Regions from separate parts of the Mus musculus genome. Here regions 2 and 3 are each linked to region 1. The links are chromatin loops, found by intact Hi-C in ENCODE. Cell type or tissue: heart. All regions are shown on one strand.

The links. A loop is a pair of places that touch in the nucleus more often than their neighbours do. Peaks named below come from ENCODE experiments on the same cell type or tissue, not always from the same donor. Only the 100,000 strongest peaks of a DNase experiment are listed, where the experiment ranks them.
Region 2: a loop joins it to region 1, with 2.0 times the contacts of the local background. A loop is called at or near these places in 2 of 42 quality-filtered maps.
Region 3: it touches region 1 in a loop (8-fold over the local background); 2 of 42 quality-filtered maps call a loop at or near these places.

Annotation. Positions count from the first base shown.
Region 1 is chr3:9,245,029-9,253,028 of GRCm38, reverse strand. It overlaps Zbtb10 (zinc finger and BTB domain containing 10), which reads right to left and starts at 2,462. Exons shown (of 6, transcript NM_177660.3): 1 at 949-2,462. The coding sequence starts at 1,899. In heart, a CTCF peak has its summit at 3,237; DNase peaks (open chromatin) are centred at 1,228, 1,388, 2,758 and 2,998; H3K4me3 peaks cover 3,659 bases; H3K27ac peaks cover 2,206 bases.
Region 2 is chr3:9,169,376-9,177,375 of GRCm38, reverse strand. Gm41996 (a long non-coding RNA gene) reads left to right here and starts at 2,665. Exons shown (of 3, transcript XR_878674.2): 1 at 2,665-2,929. In heart, a CTCF peak has its summit at 3,510; a DNase peak (open chromatin) is centred at 3,345; H3K27ac peaks cover 685 bases.
Region 3 is chr3:8,664,138-8,672,137 of GRCm38, reverse strand. Hey1 (hairy/enhancer-of-split related with YRPW motif 1) reads left to right here and starts at 5,100. Exons shown (of 5, transcript NM_010423.2): 1 at 5,100-5,356; 2 at 5,561-5,636; 3 at 5,783-5,866; 4 at 6,112-6,193; 5 at 7,074-8,000. The coding sequence starts at 5,268. The coding sequence ends at 7,642. It overlaps LOC115489673, which reads left to right and starts at 2,450. Exons shown (of 2, transcript XM_030252957.1): 1 at 2,450-4,914; 2 at 5,060-5,214. The coding sequence starts at 4,252. The coding sequence ends at 5,200. In heart, a CTCF peak has its summit at 4,102; DNase peaks (open chromatin) are centred at 4,077, 4,937 and 7,437; H3K4me3 peaks cover 4,594 bases; H3K27ac peaks cover 3,982 bases; H3K27me3 peaks cover 489 bases.

The DNA.
Region 1 (8,000 bases):
GTGTCGGTCAGCAACACAAAAGAATCAATTCCACCCACCACCACAGGTTGTCTGAGTCATAAAAAGGAAGACTGACCAACAGCTATTTGACTTGAAAAGGGCTATCAAAACGGTCAGGCTCCTGTAAAAAGGGGGGAGGGGGACTAAAGCTCATAGGTAGGCTTGCTCTGTAACTAGGTTTCCAGTGAGCAAATGAAGCCCAAATCACTTCACATTAAACATTTCCAGAGCTAAGATTAACACCCTTCATATAAGCTATTCACGACCATGTTTTTGAAAAGGATAATACACTCAGAAGAGAAATATCAGTAAGTAACTAGCTAAAGTGTACAATGATTATACCAAACAAGTTTAACAGAGACGGACATCGTAAAATTATTTACCCTACTGAACTAACTTCCTGTACATTTGCATAAGCCTCTCATATTTCACATTATCTCGACCTGACACGAGTTTAAGAGTGGACAGCCTGTAGCACCGAAGCTTAAGGAAACTGTTTAATCCATTCTTCAGGCTACTTCTAGTACTTTAGTGTCTACGAACACAAGAAGGGACAGTTCTAAAATCTCCTCTGACTTAAAAAAAAAAATCCTTTTTGACCGAAAGTCAATCAAAGGTTAAAATCTCCAACCTCTCCCAGCCTCTCTCTCGGATTCAATCTCACAGGCAAACCCTAACTCGAAAAAGAAGATAAACCCAGCGATATCATTAGAAAACTGTCCTTCTACCCCTCCTCCCCCAATAGATCCACAACTTTGGAAAACTTTGTTTCCAGGCTTTCTAAACCCCTACGCATAAGCTCTCGCGAACCTCTCTCGATCGGAACGAAGTGAGTCTTCCCCCGGAGGATCTTAATTTCCCCCCTTCTTTACTTTAGTTTTAGTCTTCCCCACTGATAAACCTTTCCCAAAAGATGTGGTCGAAAAGCAAAGGCAGGATCTACGGTACCTGGGCGTTGGCTTCGTGGAGTTTGTGTTCGGTGGAGACGTGGTGCCTTAGGAGCAGGGTTTTCTTGTAGTTGCGGGTCCCTCGCGAAAGCTCATCATGCCCCACCTGGGTAAGGTCCACGCCGCCCCCATCCTCGGGGATCTTTTGGCACCATCCGCAGAACATAAGGCCGGTATCCTTGGAGTACCGCAGCCAAGGGAAGTCCTTGAGCCAAGAGGTCTGGAAGGAGCACTGGAGCTTCTGCAAGAGGGACTTGGGCCTCGCGAGCGGGAAGTGCTGGACAGTCTCTCCTTCGCCAGCTCCCACACCGCTGCCCTCCGCTTCGTCCCCACCATCGCCGCCCGACCGCCTGCTGCTGCTGCAGCTGCCGCCTTCCGCCCCACTGCCATCGCCCGGGCTCGCCCCCTCCTCCTCGGTGCTGTAGCTCAGGGACGCCCCGTCCTGCATCCACTCCTTCCCCTCCAGCGCGTCCAGCTCCGGATCCACGGCCGCCGGCCCTCGCCCATTGAAATGCCTGAGGGGCCACGCCGAGGTCTCCGGGCGGCCGCGGCTGCTGCCATTGTTGCCGAGACCCCCGCCGCCTCCCCCGCGGAAGGCCAGAGTCCGACGGTTCCTTTCCGCTAGCAGGGGGCCCCCCGCGCCGCCGCCCAGCAAGGAGGGGCCGCCCGTGTCCTGAGGGAGCAGCAGCAACTCCTTGACGTCCTCGGCGGCGGCCGCGCCGGCGGCGGCCTCCGAGTCCTGGGGCTCCAGGCCCTCCAATTCCATTTCCTCGTCGGCCCCGCGCCCATTCGGCTGCTGCGGCGCGGGCGGCGCGGGCAGTCGCGGTTGCGGCTGCGGAGGCCAAGAAGAGGCCTCCCCGCCAGCGTTATTGTTCGTGGGGCCGCCGCCGCCGGTGACCAACCCGCCTCCTCGGAACGCCAGCGTCCTGCGGTTCATCTCACTGAACGACATGGCGCGCGCCGCGGTCACCGCCGCCGCCGCCGCCGCCCGGTGCCTCGGCTCGCGCCCGGGCTCCGGCCGCGTCCCGCGCGCTCGCCGCGGCTCCCCCAACGCTTCGCCCCCGCCCCCGCCCCCGGCGCTGCGCTGCGCCGCTCTGCGCTGCGCTCCCGCCGGCCCGGCCTCACCCTCCCGCCGGCTCGCGCTCGCTCCCGGGCCGCCGCACGCGTCTACTGCCGCCGCCGTCCCAGCCGCGTCCTCTCCACCCGCGCCCCGCCGCGCTCCGGGCAGCGTCCCGCGCGGAGCGGTGGGCGGGCAGCGGAGCGGCGAGCCGGGCGCGTGCGGCCTTCGAAGTTGAGGAGGAGTGCGGTTGCCCCTCCGCTGCCCCGCTTCAGCGCTGCGCGCACACACCGGCCCGCCAACAGATCTCCGTCCTCGGGGGGAGTCGTGTCGCCGCCGCCGGCTGCCGAGGCGCGGACGCGAGAGGCGCGCTAAGCCGCCAGGCTCCGCCACATAGCGAGCCGACAATAAAGCCGGCGGAGCGTTTCCGTCCGACCAGGCCCTGGCGGAGGTCGAATGGCAAATGAACAACGGACCGTGCGCCCACAATGCACCGGGGTAGCAGTAACCGCTGGAGGGGGAGAGGGTGGGGGCCGGCCGGGGGAGGGGGCGGGCTGGGCCGGGCTGGGCTGGGCCGGGGGCGCCCGGGGACCGGGAAAGGGGCCGGCCGCTCGGGCCCGCGGGCGGGGGTGCGGCCACGGGAAGGAAGCGGGCGGGGCACGGGCTGGGGTCTCGGGGCGGGGCCGGCTCGGCCAGGACAAACAGCTGGCGGGTGTCAGGGGCCGGCTCGCCGCGGCGCGCCCGTGCGCACGGTCCCCGGCTCTCGCCACGACTTCACCTGGGACTCCAGGAGTAAGTGCGGTGGGAGCGCGCCCGGCCCTGTCATCTGCCGGGGGAGGGGTGGGTGGCCGTGCCCGAGGAAGTGAACTTATTTTGTTCCTGCACAAAAGACTGGACCAGGCGGTGCCTCCCTCGCGAGGACACCTCCTTGGGCTCCTTGTGTACGCCGGGCAGCACCTCTGGCCCCGGGCGACGATCGTTTCGCAGAAAATGCACCGCCCCGAGTGTCTTATTGCTGTGATGAAATGGAAATTTAAATAAAAGGTCGAACACGTGCGTTCAGTGGGAAGTATTGACATGGGTGTTACATCACCAGCAGCCAATCAGATATCTCCAGTCGTGTTTATACTTCTACAACCACCTTGTGAGTATTACAGTATGTCATAGCGTTATAAATATTAGGCAGGGTTTTCCCCATGAACGGGGAGGAGTCAGCTGCTGCGGGCGCCGCGTGCGGCCGCGAAGGGAGTGCAGCTCCGAAGACAGGGTGTGTAGATGAGAATTAATTTTTAGGATTTTGAGAAAAGCTCTTGGCATCGCGTATGGAATTTAGAGTGATTACATCGGTCTAAGCTGGAAATGAACCTCCCTAAGTTATATTAGTTTACTTTTTTGTTTTTGTTTTTCAGAAAGAGGCCTTGCCAATTAAGAACCCTTAAACTCACCCTCCCCATTAACTATGCTCTATTTGGAAAACATTAGCACGTTTACACTCATTAATTCACAAAGTGAGGTCGATTTATCTGTTATTTATTGGGAGCGATTTTTGAAACAGGGTCAAGGCCAGCCTAGTCTACATTTTAGGTCAGCCAGGGATACACACAAAGATCCTGCCTCAGTATCTCGAGTTCTGGTATTACAGGTGTGAACCACCATGTTGCACAAGCTTAATTTAAAAATTCGTATGTTTGAGCCTATTTCAGGCTTTCTTTCCTGTTTTTTTTCCCCCTGCCTTTCTTAATTTTTTGTTTTGTTTTGTTTTGTTTTTGTTTTTCGAGTCAGGGTTTCTCTGTGTAGCCCTGGCTGTCTTGGAACTCACTCTGTAGACCAGGCTGGCCTCGAACTCAGAAATCCACCTGCCTCTGCCTCCCAAGTGCTGGGATTAAAGGCGTGTGCCACCACACCCGGCTAATTTTCTTTCTTTCTTTCTTTCTTTCTTTCTTTCTTTCTTTCTTTCTTTCTTTCTTTCTTTCTTTCTTTTTTTTTTTTTAAGACTATGTAGCCCTAGCTGTCCTGGAACTCACTAGGCAAGAGTGGCTTTGAACCCACAGACATCCACCCACCTGGAGTTTCCCTTTTGGGGTGGGAGTGGAGTGAAGAGAGCAGTTGATAAATGGTGGTCTCTCATCTTTCAAGTTTTAAAATTCAGATTGATGGCTGTTGTGTCTGAGGACTCAAGAGTTAAGTTCCCAGAGCCTGTGTATGGCGACTGCCTGTGTAAGTGTATGGAGGCTCAGAGCCTGTAATAGCAGCAACAGGGGATTTGCTCAGGTACCAGGCACACATGGTGCACAGACAGACATACCTGCAGGAACAATGCCCATGCACACAAGTTTTTAAAGCACATTTTCTCAGTGTTATAAATTAATATTTGCTAACACTTTTTTTTGAGACAGCATTATTATGTAGCCTGCTGGCCTTGAACTCTCCAGCCTGGGTCTGTCACCATGCCCAACTTACCTCAATGGAACTTTTGATTTGTTTATACAGGTCTCACTCTATGTCCCTGGTTGTCCTAGAAAGCACTGTATAGATGAGGCTACCTGTAATTCACAGCAATCCTGCCTTAGTCCAGGCTAGGATTAAAGGTGAGAGCCCCATGCCCAGTTTCCTTAACACTTCTGATTGAACTAAGCCCAAGACGAGTGTTGAGCTGTGTCGATTTAGATTTTTCAAAGCCACTTTGACTTAATTCGCCTTAATTTTGGTACCTGGTGTAATGAAGTTTTGTATATGAAATAAAATTGATGAATTCTAAAGTGAGTTTGAGTTTACTTGTGTAAACTTGTCACCTATGACAACATAATTTCGGTGAGCTGACTGAGGGGACTTCCATGCCACCAAAAGCTTTGACTTGGGGTGTCTTCCTATCATCTACCCGTACTGCCACCTGCCATCAGGTGCCGTAGGCCCTGTACTTGGATAAAGGCCCTCAGAGTGAGTTGGTGAGTTCTGGTTGGTGATTTTTCAGACAGTTCTGTGCCATACACCTTGGAGGAAGAAGGAAAACCTGCCTGCTGTGGCTGCTGTAGTATGGAAAAGTGTGACAATGACATGCTTGGTTTTCAATGTGTTTTTTTTTTTTAAGACTCTAAGCATTTTGCAAATAAATACATTATATTTTAACCACCCCAGCCTCTTTCCCTTAAAAAAAAAAAAGTGGTTACTGACATCAATCAATTATAAGATTAAGATTGAGAAATGTCATCTGTATTTATTCATATCATCTGCTTTATTCAAAAACTAATAAACTTACCTCATCTCAAGCTTGAATCCCTAATTAATGTAGAATAGGAACTATATTAAGTTAGGCTAGAATCTGCTTCCTATGTATTTTTATAGCAATCGAGTCAACCAAAACAGTTCAAGTTCTACTTGGCATTCACAATGAGTAAATGCCTTTCCTCACACGCACATCCTTCCTTATGTTTTATAGGTCTACACTGTTGTTAGGTATGGTAGCACATTACTGTAATCCCTGAAATGAGGAAGCTGAGGCAGGAGGATCATTTCAAACTAGCCTCTGCTATAGGCTTTAGACCAGCCTAAGCCACACAAGATCTTGTCTCAAAAAATGAATTAATGGACAAATATTTAAATAATTTCCACATGGCTTCTTTCTGAAATTATCTTTAAACATGAGCTAATTGAGTGACACTCAGGATGGGGAGCCACTGTGCGGCTCAGGACTCCCAGGAAGCCCATCTCCAGGGGATCCAGTTGCCTCTTCTGTTCTCCACAGACAACCCGCCCCCAACACACACATAAAAGTAACTTTTAAAGAATGAATGATGGAGCCGTGTGGTGGCACACATCTTTAATCCTAGCACTTGGGAGGCAGAGGCAGGCGGATTTCTGAGTTCGAGGCCAACCTGGTCTACAGAGTGAGTTTCAGGACAGCCAGGGCTATACAGAGAGAAACTGTCTCAAAGAGTGAATGATACATTAACATGGACCCTGAGATCTCTCAAATGCTGGACCACCAACCTGGCAGCATACACCAGCTGATCTGAGGCCCCAACACATATAGCAGAGGACTGCCAGGTCTGGGTTCAGTCAGAGAAGATGCACTTAACCCTCAAGAGACTGGAGGCTCCAGGGAGTTTAGAGATCTGGTTGGGTGGGAGGTGGGGACATCCTTGTGGAGTCAGGGGTGAAGAGGAGGTGTGGGATGTGAAACAGTCAGAGGGTGGATGCAGGGTGGGCTTAGAGGGGAGGGAGAGTAAAGTCTGGAGCATAAAAAAATAAAAGCGTTCCTTGGTTAGATCCCCAGGACTGTAGAAACCAGGCATGCTAGCATGGACCTGTGACTCCATCACTTGGAAAGGAGAGGAAGAGAACCAGACTTCATCCTTAGCTATATTAAGTGTGAGGCCAGCCTGGCATTCAGGAGCTCCAGCCTGAAAAGAAAAAAATAAATAGCAATACTAGATTTATGTAAATTAAATTCTATGACCATTGAACTAATTAATAGCCAAATAGTATTGGTGAGAGGAGTAGGTGTGTGTGTTTATGTATGTGTGTGTGAGAGAGAGAGAAAAAGAGAGAGAATGTGTGTCTCTCTGTGTGTTTATTTCAGTTGTCTGCCTCTAAAACCTACAAGAAATCAGAAACCTTGAAGGAATCAGAAACAGATATCTACCACCAAATGCCCTGTACTAAGGGAACTGTGACTAACAAGGGGCTCTCCTTCTCTGTAAATGGAGTGTTTAGGAATTCCCCCACCCCTTCCAGTCTCCAACTAACAAGCAGGGGCCTGTCCTCCCCTGTGGCCCCCATACTTAGTGTTAGGGTTCTGCCATATTTAAGGGAATCCCCCAATGCTTACCAGGGAACCCCTGAAGAACGGGGCAATCCCAAGCTGTCTGCCCCCTAATTTCACTTAAATTTTGTAAACTTCTAGAGGTGATGGTTCATGCTGTCCCTGGGGGACTGATAGGAAGTGACACCTAGACCTGGCTCAGCTGAGCCTTGGTCAGACTACACTGTCCTGTAGTGTCTTGGAGGGCCTTTGCTGCTCAGCCCTTTGTCTGATCTGCTTCTGAGAAATGGTACAGGTCATCTCCCAGAAAGATGGGGCTCATTTTACTCTCGCAAACTCAAGCAAAGAATAAGACTTTCAGAAAGAGTTTATGATGTCTTTCCTCACAATCTTCCTTGATAAACTTTTCTGTTGATTCTTTTATCTTTCTTATCTAAAGAGAAGTTATTCTTTCAAAAAAATTGAATTAGAGTCAAATAAGGTGGCTCATTTGTATAACCCTACCCCTTAGGAGGCAGAGGCAGGAGGATCAAACATTCAAAGGTGTGCCTGACCCTAGAGGATATTTTCAGCTAGGGTAATTCTTTCCTGTCAAAGCTAAACTTTATACACAAACAATGTTATATCTCTAAAATTATAAGGTACATTGTTTTTAATTGCTACATTAAAATTAAACTTTATTGTTCAAATATAGTTGTAGGAAAAAAGAAAAGTCTTACCCACTATTTCCAGTACCCGGAATTAATCAATATCATGAAAATAGTGTATCTGTGCTTAGCACTCTAGTTTTGATATTTGTGAGTCAGGTCCTATCTCATTTTTAGCAATTCATGCATTTTAATATCACTAGCTATCCTGTGGCATTTGTCACTTACCATATGTGGATATGCATGGTTGACATAACCAGGGCATTGTTTTATTGTTTACTTTTGCCAATTTTCCCATTATAAACAACTTTTTATTTTTATTATTATTTTTTTTGAAGTAGGGCCTCGAGTAGCCCAGGTTAGCCATGGAAGACCATGAAGTCCTGATCCTCCAGCCTATACCTTCCAAGTGCTAGCCCAAGACTTGTTCCACCAGGCCCAGTCATCATTTAAACAGCTTTTTAATGGACACCCTTGCAAGAACAACACTGTGTAATGTTTTATTTACATATTTATTTTTGTGGTGCTGGGAATAGCACCCATTCTACCAACCAAAAGAGCTGCATCCCCAAGCTCCTGTTCTGCTT
Region 2 (8,000 bases), 76 kb after region 1:
AGTTAATAGACTTTTAATTGTAAAAAGACTTTGGATTTTTAAAAGAGATGGATATTTTAAAGAGATTGAAATTTTAAGAATATGTAAAAACTGTGGGACGTTTAAAGTTATTTAGACGTACTTTGTCACTTAACCAAAGTATGGGGGGGGGGGAGAATCAAAATTAATAAATCTAGAGATGAAAAGGGAGCTATTACAAAACATACCAGTGAAATTTAAAAGCTTGGAAACATATATTCCACTAAATAGGAAATTTAAAGGAAATGAATTAATTTTTAGGTGCATATGACCACAAAAGTAAACCCAGACAGGAGAAGCATTTTAACCAGACTGGGGACAAGCAGTGAGGTTGGACCAGCTATTAAAACTTCCACATACAAAAGGCTCAGGACCCCGTTGGACTCACTGGTGTGGATTTTAACAGGCTGCTACCCAAGTTCTCAAACCATTCTGTGAGATAGAAAAGGAAGAACTCATCTGGATAAATTTAAAGAGAAACAAAGGAAAGGCGACTCTCTTTCATATACAGCACCTCACACTTATCCACAGCACATCCTACGTCTTCACGAGGGACCTGCTGGTTTGAGGGCCAAGGTCAGCTTCCCTAGGGCCAGTTGTGATCCTCCGAGAGCAAGCACCATCAGCACTGCCCACTCTCTCCAGCCTTGCCTACCCTGAGTTTATTTACTTGCACACATGCATATGTATGGATTCTTATATATAACAAATCAATCAACCTTTGTGGGGAAAACAACTGTATACAGCTGTGTAACATCTACATCTCGCATGGAGATGTAGAACATTATGCTATCCCAAAGTTCCCATTACACTCGGAGTGCATGCTCACCTCGAATACCCTGGTTTCAATTGCCAGGGAGCATCTTTGCTGACCTTTGACCTTACCATCAGTGGAGTCATACACATGTACTTTTTTGTGCATGGCTTTCATATTCTGCAAAATTCTGAATTGCTGAGCATGGTGGTACACACATCTTTAATCCCAGCAGAGGCAGGCAGATCTCTAAGAGTTCGAGGCCAGCCTGGTCTGCATAGTGAGTTCCAGGACACCAGGGTTGTATAGTCAGAGCCTGTCTCAATAAACAAACAAACAAAAGAACCCAGCAAATATGAATTATACCATATTGTATGTCACAATTTGTTTAAGCACTTGAGTTGTCCCCATTTGAGCTATTATAAAGCTTTTTGCATGTGTTTTTGGGGGTAGAATTTCTGGGATAAAGAAACTTCAAGTGTTTGCAGTTTGCAATCCATGAGCAAAACCTTACAGTTTCAGTTAGCCTACATCTTTTCCAAGACCTGACATTGTCAGCATTTAAGATTCAATTTAATCTAATGGGTGTGAAATTAGATCTCACTCTGGTTTCATTGTATGTTTTTCTTATGACTAATACTTTGTTCTATGAAAAGTCTATTCAAATATTTCTTGGTTTGTTTATTAGGTTGCTTGTCTTTTTAAAAAATGAATTTACTTATCGTGTGTTCATATATGTGTGCATGTGCCACAGCTTGTGTGTAGAGTGCAGAGGACAATTTGTGGAAGACAGTTCTCTTCTTCTACCATGTGGTCCTGACCATGAATCCAGATCCTGAGGGTTGGTGGTAAGCATCTTGCCTCCCTGAGTCTTTTCTCTGCACTAGCTTCTCTTTATTCTCTGTAATTTTTATATGTTCTGTGTACAGGAATTGGGGTAGTTGGTTTTTCACTCACTAACTTTGCTTGTTTGTTTTTGTTTTTCTGAGAAAGATTTCTATATTTAATTTTGTTACATTAGTGGTTTTTTTGCTTGCATGTATGTTTGTGTGCTGGATCTCCTGGAGCTAAAGTTACAGACAGTTGTGAGCAGACATATAGGTGCTGGGAATTGAACCCACGTTCTCTAGAAGAGCAGCTAGTGCTCTTACCCACTGAACGGTCTCTCCAGCTCCTTTTTTTGTTTTTCTTTTCTTTCCCTTTTTCTTTTTTTTTTTTGTTTGTTTGTTTGTTTGTTTGTTTGTTTGTTTGTTTGTTTTTCGAGACAGGGTTTCTCTGTGTATTCCTGGCTGTCCTGGAACTCACTCTGTAGACCAGGCTGGCCTCGAACTCAGAAATCCGCCTGCCTCTGCCTCCCAAGTGCTGGGATTAAAGGCGTGCTCCACCACACCCAGCTTTCTCCAGCTTCTTTTATTATATATATTTTTTGATGAGCAAAATTTTTAAATAAAAAAATTGACAAGCCGGGCGGTGGTGGCACTTGGGAGGCAGAGGCAGGCAGATTTCTGAGTTCGAGGCCAGGCTGGTCTACAAAAAGTGAGTTCCAGGACAGCCAGGAATACACAGAGAAACCCTGTCTCAAAAAAAAGAAAAAAAAAAAGACAGCAATAATCAACCATTCTTTTAAGTTTAGGGCTTTTGTTTATATCTATCAAGGAGATTTACCAGCACAAGTTTGAGGAAGCATTTGCCATCTATCCGTTTTGTTTGGCTGCTTTGTGAATGCGCGCACGCAATTTTTTTTTTTTTTTTAAAATAGGGTTTTATTGTAGACATGATCTCTGACCTCAAATTGGGCAGATTTGGCTCAGTTTGGCTGGCCTCAAACTTGCTAGACCCTGAAGCCAGCCTCAGAACTCCTGATCCTCTTCCTTCTGTTTCTCTGGAGTGCCAGGATTTCAGGCATGAACACTCCTCTGAAGAGGGGGGGCTGGAGGAGAGATGGTGCCTGTCTCAGGAGCTACACAGAGATCACAAAGCTGGACAGACTTGTATCACATACTCAGTTCCCATGATCTGATAAGAATTCCGGTTCCTGGCAGTGAGAGCCAGGCTCAGCTCAGGAGGACCGGAAAGCCAGAACCCTTTCCTGGGAGGCACAGAAGCCAGGCTGGTCGCATGGTGAGCCCTGCAAGCCCCGCAGTTGGTGTGAATAAGGTAGGCCGGAAGTGGAGAGGCTCGCTCCTGTCCCACGCTGCTCCAGGAAGGAGATAATAGCAGTTGGAAGTAACAGGTGGCACCAGAGGAGAGGAAAGAGGCTGGCCAACCCTCAGGGTTCAGAGAAGAAAGGAAAGGACTTTCGGGAGCTGGCAGGAAACCCGGAATGTCCTCAGGGTCTTGTTTTGGCAAGAAGCCCTGGCTCTTTACAGCTGCTCACCTAACCAGCTTTCTGGAAGTTTGGAGTTCAGACCCAAGATGATTTATATGGTTGCTTGAGAGAGGTGAATAATGAAAGAAGAAACAACCCATAAAAGGACCAGTTAGTGCAAACTTCTGGTTTTCTTTCTTGGCTGGTGGTGCCCTGCCAAGACCTCCCTCCAAACTTGGCTCTGAGCCCTCTGCTCAGTGAACCAGTGCTCACTGGCGGTCACGCCGCTTATTATGCTCAGCCACACTGATTATCAAGCTTGGCCTTTTCTTCCTTAGCGTGGGGCGCTTCACTATGAATGAAAATAAGTGCCATGTCAGTGGTCTCCTGGCTACTGGATCACACCAATAAGGAAAACCTGCTTTACAAGCTTCCACTGAACCTCCAGGAGAGGACGCAACTGAAAACTCGACACCAAATGTCTGGCTTTCAGCCAGGACTAACAACTGTTCCTTTTTTTTTTTTTTTCCAAGCCACATTCTGGTAACCACAGAGAACCAAAATAGATCCTCGGATTCTGGAGCTCAGAGCACTTTCTAAAGGAAGGTGAAATCACAGCTCAAACCATAGGGTTAGAGGAGGAAAGGACCCGGGTTGAAAATTTTAGGGGAAAAAATTGGTTAACTGCCAATAGAACATTCTTTTAAAATCAAAGAGTCAACTAAACTATTATATTGCTTTACAGATTGCTGCTAGTCATTATGGTTTGATTAGAATTGCCACATTCGAGCCAAAATACAAGATACCTAATTAAATTTGAATTGCAAATCAAAAATAAATAATTTTTCAGTGTGAGCATGTCCTGAATTTGGCATGTGCCAGATAGTATATTGGGATATACTAATATTAAAAAATATTCATTGATTATCTGAAATTAAAAATTAACTAGATGTATATTTATCTAGAAACTTTACCTACATTTCTACTACAATACTCAGAAATATGAGGAGGGTAGAGAGGCAGTTTAAATCTGAGTGCCATTTGAAGCCCCGCATGGTGGTGTGAGCTTTAATTCCAGTAACATTCAGGAGACAGAGATAGGCAGCTCTGTGTGAGTTGGAGGCTAGCATGGTGTACAAAGTGGGTTCCATTACAGCCAGGGCTGCTACACAGCAAAACCCTGTCTCAAAAAGCAAACATACAAACAAACAAAGATTATCATTTGACATATGTTAAAATCAACATGTTTTCTATCAAGTTTTCAAATTAGGTGGTTTGCTGCTGCCATCCACCTCTGTTCCTCCTGCTGCTGCCGCCGCTTGCTGTTCCTCCTCTGCTGCTGTTCCTCCTCCTCCTCTGCTACTGTTCTTCCTCCTCCTCTGCTGCTGTTCTTCCTCCTCCTCTGCTACTGTTCTTCCTCCTCCTCTGCTACTGTTCTTCCTCCTCCTCTGCTACTGTTCTTCCTCCTCCTCTGCTGCTGTTCCTCCTCCTCCTCTGCTACTGTTCTTCCTCCTCCTCTGCTACTGTTCTTCCTCCTCCTCTGCTACTGTTCTTCCTCCTCCTCTGCTGCTGTTCTTCCTCCTCCTCTGCTACTGTTCTTCCTCCTCCTCTGCTACTGTTCTTCCTCCTCCTCTGCTGCTGTTCTTCCTCCTCCTCTGCTACTGTTCTTCCTCCTCCTCTGCTACTGTTCCTCCTCCTCCTCTGCTGCTGTTCCTCCTCCTCCTCTGCTACTGTTCCTCCTCCTCCTCTGCTACTGTTCTTCCTCCTCCTCTGCTACTCTTCTTCCTCCTCCTCTGCTACTGTTCTTCCTCCTCCTCTGCTACTGTTCTTCCTCCTCCTCTGCTACTGTTCTTCCTCCTCCTCTGCTACTGTTCTTCCTCCTCCTCTGCTGCTGTTCTTCCTCCTCCTCTGCTGCTGCTGCTGCTCCTCCTCCTCCTCTGCTGCTGCTGTTCCTCCTGCTGCTGCTGTTCCTCCTCCTCTGCTGCTGCTGCTGTTCCTCCTCCTCTGCTGCTGCTGTTCCTCCTCCTCCTCTGCTGCTGCTGCTGTTCCTCTTCCTCTACTGCTGCTGCTGTTCCTCCTGCTGCTGCTGTTCCTCCTCCTCCTCCTCTGCTGCTGTTCCTCTTCCTCTACTGCTGCTGTTCTTTCCTCCTCCTCTGCTGCTGTTCCTCCTGCTGCTGCTGCTGCTGCTGTTCCTCCTCCTCTGCTGCTGCTGCTGTTCCTCTTCCTCTACTGCTGCTGCTGTTCCTCCTCCTCCTGCTGTGGCTGAGTTTAACAGAACAAGGGATTAAACCGAGGGCCTCATGCATGTTAGGAAAGACTCTGCTGCTCTATGCCATTCCTAGCTTTATTTTTACTTTCTCTCTCTCTCTCTCTCTCTCTCTCTCTCTCTCTCTCTCTCTCTCTCTCTCTCTCATTCTGTGTGTGTGAGAGAGACACACACACACAAACACACACACACTGAGAGAGAGAGAGAGAGAGAGAGAGAGAGAGAGAGAGAGAGAGAGAGAGAGAACACATATGCACTACCTGTGTTCAGGAACCTGCAGAGGTCAGAAGAGACATTGAATTCCCCGGGAACTGGAATTCCAGGTGGTTGGTAATTGGAATTGAACCTGGGTTATTTGTAAGGGCTGTGAGCACTCCTAACTACTGAGCCATCTTCCCAGGCCTTCTGTTTTTACTGTCTCATCTGGAGACATGATTTTGCTCAGTTGCTGAGGCCAAATTGGAACTCACTCTACAACTCAGGCGGGCCTTGAACTTGGAACTTTCTCACCCCAGTCTTGAGAGTAGTAAGATGACAGATATGCACACTGTGGCAGCTGAAATGTAGGCCTTTAGAAGTTCTTTTAAAATACAAGTGACAGGAAGAATTAATCGTGTGCACTAGACACTCTTCTAGGCACTTCAGTTTCTATATTACTTAATAACCACTTTCCTGCTCAATTTCAGTTTGAAAGCTCTCAGCAGGATACAGGAGTTGAAGCCAGGTCCTCTGCAAGAGCAATAAATGCTTCTACCACTGAGGACCACCCATTCAGGAGTAGCACAGCCCACAGTGGGATGCCCACACACACACACACACACACACACAGAGTAGGATGCCCCCCCCACACACAGTAGGATGCCCACACACATACACACACACACACACACACACACAGAGTAGGATGCCCACACGCGCGCACACACACAGTAGGATGCCCCCCCACACACACACACAGTAGGATGCCCCCCCACACACACATCCATCCTTAACTAGAAAATGTCCTCACTGATTTGTCCCCAGGCCAATCAAATGGGCCATCTTCAGGGTATCTCAGATGATACCCTGGTTTCTGTTAAGCTACCAACCAGCTTATGTCAGTAGTCAATAAAATGTACTGACCCCAGGGCTGGACTGTGGTTCAGTGGTTGAGTGTTCGCCTTGGATGCACGAGCCCAGGGATGTGGCCCCAGCACCGCTGAATATATAAGTTCATATTAGAAAATGAATGACTCAGCAGCTCAACATGTGCTCTGCTCTTTGGAGGACCAGATTCAGTTTCTATACCCAGGTCACTCTATCCAGGTTTGACGCCTGTGGCACCTGCACTCATGTGAACACACATACACACACCAGTTAAAAATAAAATAAACCTTAATTTTCAGAATGAATTCAAGACAAAGCTGGTACTGTGTTGGCACACAGTCCCATGAGAAGATAATATTTATTCATTTAGCTTTAAGAAAAAGGAACTATCTAAGCACAAAGACCCCTATTCAAAGCAGAGCATATTAATTAAACCTTGAAAGGCAGAATAAATGGACCTTAACAAATTTGCTAATTATACTTACTGTGTATATGATTGCTTATTTAACAAACACCTTTAAATGAATGAATTTATTTTAATTGACCAAATAGTCATCTATAGTTGTGTATACAATATGGTGTTGTCAGATATGTATGCATTACAGAATGGCTAAGTAGCATACATCACCTCCCATGCTTATCACGGTGTGGGATGAAGTCACTCAGAACCTCTCGTGGATTTCTTCTCAACAAGTAAAACTGGATGGAGAGGCTGAGACCACACTGGATTCCACTGGGGCAGGTAGCATCAGGAGCCTGTTTGCTAAGTACTTCTTGGGGTATGCCCCACAGACAGAGGTCGACTATGTGAGAGCTTCAAAGACATCAAACACTCTGCATAAAAATCAGATGACCCTGTGGGACCTGTCTGAAGCTTCAACCCGTTACGAAGGGAAGGAAGGAAGTATATGTCTGGAGGAGTCTGAGCCAACTTAGAAGAGCCACCTAAGTGGCCAACGTCAGGAGGACTGGCAGTAGCTTATTTGTTCATAAAGATAGCTCCAAGTCGGTTTCCCAAACAGTTTAGTCTCTTTTCCTAAGCAGCAGGCTTCCCCAGAGAGATGGCTGGAATGTGATTGGCCTTTTCCACCAGGGAACTTTGTGCGCATCCATTCCAGCGATGACTGCGTGTCAGCAGCAAGGCAGCGAAGGACATAGATCTCTTCGCTTCCTCCCTGCCCTCCACGCTTCCCTCCTTGGGAAGTTGAGCCCGGTGCCTTGGATGAGCAGAGCACTCTACCACTGAGCTACACCGCCAGCTACTCACTAGTATTATTTTGAGAGAAGTCACACTAAGCTGTCTGAGCTGTTCTTCAACTTTTGGACCTCCTGTTCCCAAATTCATCATTTGGGTAGCACAAAGCAGCCCATCCCTCCCCTCCCCTCCCCTCTCCCCTCCCCTCCCCTCTCCTTCCCTCCCTTCCCTTCCTCTTTCTTTTATTTTCTCTCTTCCTTTGGGTTACACTTATTTATTGAAATATTTGTTCATTTAACATCCGTTAACTGGTCATGTGCTGCGTGTCAGGGGTCACATGGTGTGTCTAAGTACTTATCTATGTAGATACAGC
Region 3 (8,000 bases), 580 kb after region 1:
GACAGGGTTTACAGAGCAAACAATGCTTCCTTTCCCCTCCCAAATCATCTATTGGCTCCCTCAGACTCTGCTCTTAACTTTTTTTGTCTGCTAAGAATATCCGTACCTGCAATTCTCTTTTCTTCTTCATCTCTACCCTGTGCTTTTGAATAAAATAAAGAAAGCCTTTTGACTCTAAAATCAAAGCTCCAGGAAGTATCAATTCTAGCCAATAGGCAGTGGGTTAGAAGCTGGTTAGTTTCAAAGCCATAGACTTCCATGTGACTTCCAGTCTGGGGATCACCTAGAACCTCCTATATTTGGCCTTTCAAAATTGGATTTATTTTGTCTCACTTTGCTGTTTGTTGCTGTGATGAAACACCATGACCAAAAGCAAGTTGAGGAAAGAAACGACTAATTTTGATCTTGCTCTTTGCAGTCCAGCATTAGGTGAAGCCAAGGCTGGAGCCCAGCAAGCGGGCTCTTGTGTCTGAACTGAAGCAGAGACCATGGAGAAACAGTGGTCAGTAGTTGATCTCATGGCTTATCCAGGTCACTTCCTTATACCACCCAGGACCACTTGCTTAGGGGTGCCACTGCCCAGAGCGGGGTTCTGGAACCTCTCACATTAACCATCAACCAAGAGCTTACCCTACAGACCTGCTAACAGGACTATCTAATGGAGGTGTTTCTTAAATTTAGGTTTTCCTTTCCCAGATGACCCTAGCGAGTATCAAGCCAACAAGAACCAAAACCAAGACCCAACTAACCATCACATATTTATTATAATAATCTGTTGCTGTATTAGTTGTGGTCCTCTAGAGTGACAAGAACTTATAGGATGAATTTCTCTCTGGATTCATTCTCTCTCCCGGACACTTCTCTTTTCTTGTTGTTTATGAAGCAGCGTCTAATATATTCCAGGTTAGCTCTCAACTTCTCATGTAGCCGAGGATGGCCTTGCACTGATCCTCCTGCCATGATCTCCATAGTGTTGGGACCACAGGCACTGTCACCATCCCAACAGATGCTGTGATGCATCGTTCTTACTGATGAAGAAACTGAGGCCCATGGGACTGAGGTGTGGGCATGGCTAAGGACTAGCTCACTGTGACTCGAACCCAAGCAAGTGACTTATCTCCCCTCCTTGCCCACTGTCCACGGTGTCCTGTGGGGTTTACAACTAAACACGCCTGTCCAACAAACACCATGGCACATTAGGAGAGCTGAGATGGACATGCGCTTGTCTGTGGCATGGCATGGCACAAGGCTGTGTGATGTATGCAGGGTTTCTGGGGGTCAATGCATATAGTGGGTAGAGGAAAATGGCTGTGGAGTCAAGACTCTCTGTGACAGTTTGGGGCCATTGTGCTTCGATTCTGACAAGCAAAAGCTGAACTCTCTGAGTGTGAAGCTTATTTATATACCTAGTTATAGCATTTGTGCTCAGGGGGATGTCTCTTAAGAAGAGACTAAAAATGAACTGCTGCTTTAAATAGGTAGCACCAATTACCTCTCACAATGCTGAAACTCCTCTGCTTTCTAGAGATGCTATGCTAATATATCTGGTTACTAGATTATGCTGCATAATCTCAGCAGTTGTGAGATATATCAGAAGAAGATGCTGAGGTCACCTATGGCTACATTCACCAACAGACCGGACACATCAGTATCCGGGTGTTATTTAGTGTTGGTCAATGGCCACACTGATATAATCAATGCTCTTTATGTAACTGGCTTTTGATGGTGATTATTATCAATATCCTTATGTCACAGATAATAGAGATGTAGAGGTTAAATAATGTGCCCAGTGTCGGGAAGTTCTGAGGAGATGGATGTAGACTATGGCTTTTCAGTCTCTTTGCTCCAGGCCTGACTCAGTGCCTACCATGTAGGCATGAATTTTTAAATCAACCAAACCCTAGAGGTTTCAAATACGTCACCTGCTGCCTCACCTCAGAATTTCTTGGTTATTTTTTTGCATTTCAAGACAGGATTTATGTAGCTTGAGTTGTCCTGAAACATTCACTCCTCCTGTCTCAGGACTGGGATTACAGGCCTGTCCCACCATGAGTTATTCTAACACAAAACTGTTTTGGAGACAGGGATAGCACTGGCCTGGAACTCTGTTTGATCAGGCTGGCCTCACATTTGAGATGTGACTGACTCAGCGTCTTGAGAGCTGAGGTAGGCTGTCCCAAAGCCGTTTTGCTTCACAGTGAATCCAAGCTGACTGGAGCAGCCCTTTCCTCTTTCTGAGCTGCAGATGACGCCTCTGCCTTCTGATGTCAACTCCAGCAGCAGTCGGTGAGATCTCCTGCGCTGATATCACTGTGCAGAGCAAGGGTCTCTTGCAGAGCCCCGAGTAGGGACTTCAGCCTACAAAGGCCTTTCCCTTAAAGGCCAGGCCTGGGGCACCCCTATTCACTTTACAAGAAGCCCCAAGTCTCCTAGAAAAAAAATTGCCTTTAGCTGGCAGCCCGTGGGAAAAGAGCCTGATGCCGTCAGCCTCTCAGACCCCACTACCCAAGGGAAGCCGTCACCACCCCTTCCTTCCTGGCCTCCGATTACATCTCCATCTAACACTCAGGGTCAGCTCTGAAAACGTCCCCAGACCTCATAAAAGTGTTCCCATTCTCTCCCTTCTCCTTATCAGAAGGTGCCACTAGGCTTCGGGACACCTATGGCTACCCCATTTGTGTATCAGCTTATTGTGTATTGTCTCCCGCGGACTTCTATAGCTACCCCACTTATGTATCAGCTTATTGTGTGTTGTCTCCCGAGGCTGTGAGTTCAGAGACAGTGTGGAGCTTATCACCTCTTGTCACCTTTATCTCTCAGGTGCCGGCATTGTGCCAGGCATGCAGAAGACACTTTGGAAGTACTGGGTAGACGGTCAGAAAGAGATGGACAGACAGATAAGCATTGGTATTCTTTTTTTAGTGCTAAACAAGTGTTGGGTCCCAGAGTTCTAGCATTTGTTTTGTACAAGGTCTTGCTATACATACAATTCAGGAGAACCTATGTGCATAGACTGGACTGGAACTCATGAAATTTTGCCTCTACTTTGCAAGTTCTATGATTAGAGGCACACAGTACCACATGCCCACCAGGATAGCCTCATTTTCCACAGTAAATTTGAGGAATATTGGTATCTAAAACCAAGCACCCTCAATGTAAACCGTTTCTTTTTACCAGCCAATCTGCTGCTAGTTTCTTTCTCTGCACAACGGCCAACATTGGCTAAAGCAAACAAGACCTTACTGTAGGTGCCACTGACCCAGAAAACTTAAAAGCTATGCAGTAGAGGTCATGCTGGTTCAGGTGCAGGGTGCTCCGTCACTTTAGGGGGAAACATGGGATGGCGTCAAGGGAGGCAGGTGATATGAGGCTCTGAAGATGGAGAAGATGGATGAAGAGAGGGGTCTGGAGGTGAGCTTCCAGCTTGTGACAGGAGCGAAGCGAGCTGTGAACATGGAGAGGGAAGCAGGCAGTGAGCCTTGGCTTGACCACTCCTAAGCTGTGTGGTGGGATATGTGCACTAGGAAAAAACAAAGCCAAGATGGAGGGACCTCACCTTTTCAGAGGAGCTGTGAGGGCTGAGGCTCTGAACAGTAGGGTGAAGTGCAATGAGAACTTTAAAAGGACCCAGGATGTGGTCTAAAGTGTGTGGATGGAGAACTGGACCTGGGAACTCGGTTTAGTCTGCATTTATGGAACCCATCATGTCTAGAAACAGAATTGCTTGCAAAGGTGTTGAGTTTCTTTTATTCTTCTCAACGGTTATGAAGTTTTGCTTCATAGACGGGATTGCAGGCTCCAAGAGTGGGGCAGGATAAAGACTGGGCTTTCTCCAGGTTGTCTACTTCTGTGAACGCTGAACTAGGGAAACAATCCATAAGATTTAAACTATTTTTTTAAAGTCGCCCTTCTTGGTGGGGGAGAGGGGAGAGCGGTGTGCAGAACTTCATATAGCACCCCAAACGCCCCTCCCAACTGAGACCAACGGGTGTGTGTGTGTGTCCGCGCGCGCGCGATGCGGGCCAGAAACGTGCATCCTCGCACAGATGATCGCACAGCCTCAGAAGCAAACACCCAGGCCGCCACCCTGTCGCCTGCTAAGAGGATCTGGCCGCCAACACTAGGGGGAAGGGAGGACAAAAACAAAACAAAACAACAGCAAAAATCCCAACATAATGAATGTCTCGGGGGATAGCTACTCCTCCCTCAAGCTAACCCAGAAAACAAGCGCTCTACTTCCCCGGAAATGACATGCATAGGGGCATGCATTTCGTCCCAAAGCTGAGAAGCCTTGCAGGATTAGCTTTAGAGGCTCCTAGAACCCAAAAAGCAGCATCCCTTGAGTCTCTCAGGCTCTGCTCCCAGAGCTGGTGGCCACCATCCAAAGGAGCGGCGCCCCAGGCGACTGTTCCTGTAGGACCCGCCAACTACGCCCGCCTCCAGCCGCGGGGCACCGGCAGCAGTGCAGAGAACGGGACGCGGGCGGTGGCTTCCGGGGCCCGCCGGCGCCCGGACTCCGATTACAGGTTCACACCAGGAGCCCGGCAGGCGCGCCCTCGTGCAGCCCGGCTCCCCCGCCTGGCTATTCTTCTCCATTCATGCAGCCGCCCAGAGCAGCCGCCCAGAGCAGCCGCCGCCGCCGCCGCCACCGTCGCCGCCGCCGTCGCCGTCCGTCCGGATTGGCTGGCGGCCGGGGCGCCGGCACTTTCCCACGGCCCGCGGCGCGTGCGGCTCACCGGCGGCGCTGCAGGCGCGGCCCTGGCACACGGCCAGGCCAATCCGGGCGCGCGGGGTGGGGCTGGGCGGGGCGGTGGCTATCGCCGGGCTGGTGTCCCGGGCCGGCCCCCCATTTCTGCCCGCCGCCGGCCCACCGCCGCCCGCGGCCCCCAGCCGAACTCCTGCGGAGCCGACGCACTGCCGCCGGGCAGGGGCGGGCTCCGGGGGCGGGGAGCAGCCAGCCTCGGCCTCCGCTCGTCCCGCCCCCATGCGGCTGCCAATCTGCGCAGCGAGGCGCCAATTGGCCGGGGCACGCGGTTACCCGGGAGCCGTGGCCCCGCCCCTGCCCCAACCTCTCCGCCTTCCCCGCCCTCCCCCTATCCATGGGAAGGGGCGCAGCGTGGGAAAGGGATGGTTGAGTTTTAACCGGAGACTGAGCGTGAGTGGGATCAGTGTGCACGCACCTCCCGCAGCCGAGCGCTGAGCGGCCACTGCAGTTAACTCCTCCTTGCCCGCCGCGCGACCCTCCTCGGAGCCCACGCTCCGCCACCATGAAGAGAGCTCACCCAGACTACAGCTCCTCAGATAGTGAGCTGGACGAGACCATCGAGGTGGAAAAGGAGAGCGCGGACGAGAATGGGTGAGTTGGCGGCGTCCGACCGATCCGGAGCGGGAGGAGAGGATGGGGTGCGCTGATGCTGGGTTCCCTTTGCCGGGAGTCGTGGGCCGGCAGCTGCTGGCTGGGAGCAATCGTCCCCGAGCCCTCCAGCTCAAGTTGCCAAAGAAATCTGGTGTAGGAGGGCTCTCCTTTCCTTTCTCAAGGCAATTGCTTCCCATCTTACAGAAACTTGAGTTCGGCGCTGTGTTCCATGTCCCCAACGACATCGTCCCAGGTTTTGGCCAGGAAAAGACGGAGAGGCGTGAGTACCCCCCCCCCCAATAATTTAAATATATATGCACATTGTTATATTAATTAATTAACTAACGGAAAGAACCACATTTCTTCTCGTTGGAATGTACAGTCATAACGTAAATGCCCTCCTTTGTTTTTGTCTGCTTCCCATAGATCATCGAGAAGCGCCGACGAGACCGAATCAATAACAGTTTGTCTGAGCTGAGAAGGCTGGTACCCAGTGCCTTTGAGAAGCAGGTAATGGAAGTATGAGAGCGCTGAGTGTAGCCATCGGCACCTTCTGATTCCCTCCCCTCCGTGCTTCTAACCTCATTTGTGCCAAGTCGTTGGATGTTCTTACACAAATTCCCACAGATTTTGTGGATATACGTGACTTTTGCTTTTTTTTTTACGTTTGTATTTTACATGTATGTATATTTGTGTGCATATTTTAAGTTCTCCAAAGGCACTTGTGTCAGATAAGCCTTTTGTCTTCTTTTTAGGGATCTGCTAAGCTAGAAAAAGCTGAGATCTTGCAGATGACTGTGGATCACCTGAAAATGCTGCACACTGCAGGAGGGAAAGGTATTCCTCTCCAGTTCAGCTGGGGCTTTGCGTGCTCGGCGTGGGGGGTGGGGGTGGTAGCAAGCGCAGTCTGGGATTGGTGCAGTCCCTGCCTGCTTTGCTTTGTGGGGTGGGGAGAGCAGTATGTGCTTGCCAGCCAAGTGCACCTTCAACAGCACATGGGTTCTTGAGCAGTGAATACATCACCCCAATCCTCTTTCAACTGAGCTAATGCACCTTTCAGCAAGCGCCTGTCTCCCGGAGCTCCTCCGGTTGTGACAGCCCTGATTTAGGTCAAGTCACTCATGTTTGTCTGTTGCTATTTAAGAAAGGATTGGGAAATGGCTTATTAAAAAGAACAACTAGATAGTCGGAATTTTATATACAGATTTAGAAAACGAACTGCCAAAAGAATTTGGAGGAAAGAGACATGTTGGGGCTAAATAGAGAGGAAAAAAAAATCTAACGGGGTGAGAGACTGAAGCCCGTGTCTGTCTCCAGCCACCAGATTCTTCACCAAGGACCAAGTGCCTAAAAGCTCCACGATGATAACTTACATCTGTGTGTCTAATGAATTTCACTGCTCTGTGGTTTCTCTGTCCTTGATGTATTTTTTGTTGTTGTTGAGGGAAAACATTAAAGGAGGGAACATAGTTTCATCTGCTGGTAGGGTATAATTCCAATTTCTGCTCAGCAGCTTCTAATTGGGCTTTGAACTTGCATTAGCAAACATATACTGTTGATTAATGCAAAGATTTTGGTCAGCTTCAAAATATTTGAGCTTCCAGGACCCATGATCTGTGCTGTAATCCTGTATGGAGTTGCCAGGAAGAACTTTGGAGTGGAAGAAATTCAGGAAATGAGCAGAGCCTTGAAGGTTTTCCTTTGTTTTTGTGCACAGGTTATTTTGACGCGCACGCCCTGGCTATGGACTATCGGAGTTTGGGGTTTCGGGAATGCCTGGCCGAAGTTGCCCGTTATCTGAGCATCATTGAAGGACTCGATGCCTCCGACCCGCTTCGCGTTCGCCTGGTCTCCCATCTCAACAACTACGCATCCCAGCGGGAAGCCGCGAGCGGCGCTCACGGTGGCCTCGGACACATTCCCTGGGGAAGTGCCTTCGGACATCACCCACACATCGCACACCCTCTGCTGCTGCCCCAGAATGGCCACGGGAACGCTGGCACCGCGGCGTCACCCACGGAGCCGCATCACCAGGGCAGGCTGGCTTCTGCCCATCCGGAGGCGCCGGCCTTGCGAGCGCCCCCTAGTGGCGGCTTGGGACCGGTGCTTCCCGTGGTGACCTCGGCCTCCAAACTGTCTCCACCGCTGCTCTCCTCTGTGGCCTCGCTCTCAGCCTTCCCCTTTTCCTTCAGCTCCTTCCACCTACTGAGCCCTTCGACACCCACGCAGGCAGCAAACCTTGGCAAGCCCTATAGACCTTGGGGGACAGAGATCGGAGCTTTCTAAAGAACTGATGCTGTAGAACAAGGGAGGGGAAAGCTTAAAATCCCAGGTGTGTTGGGACGGTTGTCAACACCACCCTAAAGTCGCCAGTAAGTCAGGAAAAAGGTACATTTTCAGATAATTTTTTTCTAAAGACTAAAAGTTTGTTGGTTTACTTTTCTCTTTAATTTTTTATCATGTCATGCATTAGCAGTTTTAAAAAATTAGTTGTTAATTTTTGTTTAAAAGATTCAATTGAGGTAGTGATTACGAACCAACACTTTGATCCGTTGTTTGTTCTGTGCCTCATTTATTTTGTAAACCTGTCTGTCTGAGAATGATTCCGTTTGCCTCAGCGTGGGGAATCTTAACATTAGTGTTT